Linked DNA regions of Homo sapiens: region 1 is linked to region 2. Evidence: chromatin loops called from intact Hi-C (ENCODE). Cell type or tissue: mammary epithelial cell. All regions are shown on one strand.

Region 1 (2,500 bases), 670 kb before region 2:
TTTTGAGACGGAGTTTTGCTCTTGTTGCCCAGGCTGGAGTGCAATGGCGCCATCTTGGCTCACTGCAACCTCCGCCTCCCAGGTTCAAGTGATTCTCCTGCCTCAGCCTCCCGAGTAGCTAGGATTACAGGCATGTGCCACCAAGCCTAGCTAATTTTGTATTTTTGGTAGAGATGGGGGTTTCTCTATGTTGTTCAGGCTGGTCTTGAACTCCTGACCTCAGGTGATCTGCCCGCCTCAGCCTCCCCAAATGCTGGGATTACAGGCATGAACCACTGTGCCTGGCCACAACAGATCAATTTAACCTTTCAATATAGAGTGCCTTAAGAGGACTGACTAAACGACTCTTTTTTCCAACCATCCTCTTTTCTTCTTTATAGGTTGTATGCAAGCCAGTATGTGCCTAACTATGCTTTGCTGTGCTTGTAGTGACATGGGGCTGTGAATGCCACAGTTGCCTCAACTGTTAATGCGATTCTGCATGCCAAGAATTGTAATAAACTGCCCTTCATTACGCAGCTTGGAAAAAACAGGCACTCTTTTGTTTTAGCATTTGTTATTTGTATTATGTGGTTAAGCATTGTGTGTACGCTTCAAAAATGTATAGCTCATAGTCATTGAAGGGAGTTATGTGTAGCTTTTTCCCTTCCTAATAAATCGTTTTTGTGAGAACCAGCTGGTGTTTGAAGAGCTAAATTCCAGGAAGAAAAAGAAATGACAGCTACAGAGCGTGGGCAAAGGTCTAAAAATATGAAAGCCCAATCTGGCCAAGAGACGTTGGCCTGTACAGAGAAAGTGCAGTGACAATTTCAGCAGAGCCAGAAAAACTGTCCCTTTTCTGCCTGGAAAAGGGTTCATGTGAGATGTTAGGAAGACAGTTTAAGGAGAAAAAAATCCTAAGTAAATAGAATTTCAGCCAATACTTTCATGAACTTCACCCTTCTTTGGAATGTTTTTACTCTCTAAGGGGAAAACAGATTGAGTCATTTATACAGCGAGTGAGAACTTTACTCAAAAGGAGTACTCAGGAGATGTTTTCCCTGTGGTGCTTTCTGAAGTCACAATTTATGAGCTCTGCAACATTGTCAGAGAAATGTTCATTTCCAAGGAACTTGTCTCCCTTGCTTTCTTTATTATTTGGCACTGTACATTTTCATGACTGTGAGGAGGATTCCCTGACATAGTTATCTGATGGGAAAGTCTGATCCTCTCACTTACAACAATGATTTTTCATGTCTGTTCTACTTCCCTCTCCCCTTTGTAACTCCCTAAATTTCACACATAGCACTCTGACTTTATACATCTTTTTCTTTGATTCTGCAAACTGATTGTTAAATGTGTGATATGATTCTTGGAACCATGTGACCTCTGGGTTCCTAAATGCAGATGTGATTTTGGTCTTGGACAGCAGAAGGAGATATTGAGCTAGAAGTTAATGTATCTTTTTGTATCATTTTTATTTTTAAACTTAGTATGTAAACAATTGGTGTTACATTTTCAAATAATTAGACAGCTGAGGGCTAAAACAGTTGTTTTGGTAAGTGGACATTCTCTTCTTTCAGAGGAGCCTCAGCATAAAACCATTTTAATAAATATTTTCTACACAGGATGAGTAATTTCATTTCGCCAAAAGACACAATATTCACTTTCTGGTCTTCTCTCACTCTCCATGTTCTCCTGAGTGCTCATTTTGTAAATGCCAGTTATGACCCATGCTGGATAGTTCTCTGGTCGTGGTTGAAGCTTCTGTAGGTTTGTCAGCTTGCCTTATGTTACTTCAAAGCCTGCACTCAACTGTTCTTGAAGAGGAATTTCCCTTCCTTTAAGGGCATCATCTTTCCATTTTGGAGAGAACAGTAGAATGCCACTTCTAAGTGTGCTATGTCACCATACAATCTTCCTCTTAGATGGCAGAGATGCATGGGATGTGAGCAGGATTGCTTTATAGCTACTGCTAATTAGATCTAGAGCATTTGGAGGGCGTTTCCATTTGGAACAACCCTCTATATTTTGGTGTCTAGTTTTTTTCCTAGAAGATTTATTCTATTTTTTAAGCTGAATACAATTTTTGCTTAAAATGTTCTATCCTATTATAATGGCTATGCCAATTCAGTAAGTACCATCATTTTTCTTCTTGTTAAATTTTTTTTAAAAAATATGTTTCTCAGAGGACTATTTTAAGCTGGATCGTATTACATTGTACCTCAAATTGATGAATTTATTTTATATATAGATGTCCTGGAATTCCTAGAAGATTTCATCAATTGTCTTTAGTCTTGTGCTTTCCATTATTTAACAGCATGCCTGCCAGATAGTGGTTCTTAAGCCCTTGAAGCTCAGACAGTCTTAAGTACCAAATCTATCAAGATCCCCTAGTTCAAACACAGCTCAAGATGGTGATTTAGCTTTTAGGTCATTTTAAACATTCAAGATATTGTATTTTCATTATGTTTACTCTCCTACATCCTGGAATTTGGAAATTTGCTAAGATATTCCCATC
Region 2 (2,500 bases):
TGCTCAAAAATAACACAAAGCAACATGCATTATTTAGGCCACTTTACCCATATGCTGCAAAAAGGCATGTTGTTACAAGGAAGATTAAAATTGCATTTGCCAGGCAAATGCTTCCAAATACTGTAATTCCCACTAATGCATATGATAAGCCAGATGATTTGAAGATTTAAAACCTGCCAATAACTTTTCCTGTAAGTTATTACCATGTGTCTGAGAGAAAGGAAAACACAAAAGAAAGAAAGAAATGAATTCATTAACTTTAAGAACAAAAACCACCACTGTTACAGTATAGGACTACACATTAGAAATAAATTTGATGTATTTCTGTAATGGATGTGCCACTAAGTCCTAGCTGCTCATTACAAAGTTTCAGATAGGACTGCCAGGCAGTAAGGAACACAAGCTCTCTAAAACATGGGTCAGTTTGTTTGTTTACTTTTAGCTCACAAAGGCAAAATTTACTTCTTATTGTCCTACTATGATTCTATGCAAGTCACTACATCTAAAATAATTATTGCAATATAAAAGTGGCTCTAAAAACAGCAAATATCAATTTTCTTTTGGTCCTTGATACTTTTTCAATTATGAGAGTGAAAACATTTTATTTTCTTGTTCTTGTATGTAACATTAGAGATTTTCAAAGTAATTATTCAATGTTTCTTGGAAAATACTTATACTAATACATTTCATTATATCTTTTTTTAATCCCATCTGAAGTAGCAATAACAATACTAGCTACCATTTATTAAATGGCTACCATCAAGCTTTATGTAATTCTTTTAACAACTCTTTGTCAGGATAGCAATGACATCATTTTATGGATAAATCTGAGACTTAAGAGGTTAAATTACCACAGCTGAGAAGAGCCCAGATTCAAACCTGGGCTGACTCTAAATCCTATTACAGTATACCCCTATACATCCCAAGTATAAATGTAAATAATAGTATTAAAACATATCCTCAAAAGTATGTTTAAACAAAGATTTTAAAACCAGACAGATGTTTGTCAGATGCACCTATTTATGAACAGCCAGCTGTATAAAAACCACTACTGCCCCCTGTGAACACCACCCCAAAACAGTCATATCTTCCCCACTCTCTGAAACACAAACTAGCAAAATAGAACAGAAGCATCGGTTAGTACTGTAAGGAGATGAAAAAGATGTAGTAAATAAAATAAATCTGACAGAATACACATGATAATCTCAACTGGTAGTAAGTGCCTTATAAACCAATTTACCTGAATTCCTTTAAGTCCACATAAGAAATAGTTGTGCCACAAAGGCTTGGTTTTATCAATCTGGATGTTATTAGCACTAGTACTGAAGTCCCTGCGAAGACAAAAGACACCATTAATTTAAAATCTGTAGGCCTTGAGCTGCAAAATCAATGGATGACTGCTGCCATCTTGTGCCAACACAGCGATACTGACTCTCCTTTACCTTTTATGTTCAAACTGTGTGTCTACAGCAAAACATCTCCAGCTGCTAAGAGTTAAGAGAGGAAGTTGCAGTGGCCTTAGTGACTAAACTACCTCCAACTGACCCTTTTTATTTCCTGAAACACAGAGGAAACAATATATTTCAGAGTAATCTACAACTATTTTCTCTTTCATGTTGGTCCTTGTTAAACTGGTGTAAACCACATGAATGCTTATCCTCTGGGCCTGCTGTTTGGCACACCCCCAAACTGAAACAAGAGTACTCAAAGCCATCTCTGCCACCCATCCAATTTTACCATCTGCACAATTTAAGAAAAAAAAACAAATAAACAAAATGATGATTTTGATGCATAATCAATTTAACAAAATAAGATTCCATGAGTCTATACTAATGTAAGTTAACAAATGAATACAAAGCTAAATGAAGAGGAAAGAAAAACTCTTTATTATGGTAAAATGCTAACTAATAGATATAGAAGGAATGATGTGAATAGAAAAGTCACTACATGGTAAACTGTATGATAATTTGTTTCAGGAAACAATCATCAATGGACTGTTAAACTTAATAAACTGGCTAAACTGGGCTAAACTTAGTAAAAATGTGATGAGAAGCAAGATATTTACAGTATTTCCCCACCAGACACTTATGAACTACAATGGAAAAACATAGTATCTGGGCCAGGCGCAGCAGCTCACACCTCTAATCTCAGCACTTTGGGAGGCCAAGGCAGGCGGATCACAAGTTCAGGAGTTCGAGACAAGCCTGGCCAATATGGTGAAACCCTGTCTCTACTAAAAACACAAAAATTATCTGGGTGTGGTGGTGGGAGCCTGTAGTCCCAGCTACTCAGGAGGCTGAGGCAGAAGAATCGCTTGAACCCGGGAGGTAGAGGTTGCAGTGAGCTGAGATCGTGCCACTGCACCCCAGCCTGGGCGACAGAGCAAGATTCCGTCTCAAAAAAAAAAAAAAGTATCTGATATGGTTTGGCTGTGTCCCCACTCAAATCTCATCTTGAATTGTAGCTCCCATAATTCTCACACGTTGTGGGAGGGACCTGA

The links. Hi-C counts contacts between places; a loop is a spot of excess contacts. Peaks named below come from ENCODE experiments on the same cell type or tissue, not always from the same donor. Only the 100,000 strongest peaks of a DNase experiment are listed, where the experiment ranks them.
Region 1: it touches region 2 in a loop (5-fold over the local background); 9 of 110 quality-filtered maps call a loop at or near these places.

Annotation. Positions count from the first base shown.
Region 1 is chr15:49,901,399-49,903,898 of GRCh38, reverse strand. All of the region lies in intron 20 of ATP8B4 (ATPase phospholipid transporting 8B4 (putative)), which reads left to right. Among named protein-coding and RNA genes, the nearest start is that of ATP8B4, 220 kb to the left of the region's middle. In mammary epithelial cell, a CTCF peak has its summit at 1,402; a DNase peak (open chromatin) is centred at 518.
Region 2 is chr15:49,234,682-49,237,181 of GRCh38, reverse strand. It overlaps GALK2 (galactokinase 2), which reads right to left. Exons shown (of 10, transcript NM_002044.4): 4 at 1,241-1,331. Among named protein-coding and RNA genes, the nearest start is that of GALK2, 66 kb to the right of the region's middle. In mammary epithelial cell, a CTCF peak has its summit at 1,416 (motif pointing left); no DNase peak of the experiment used is centred here.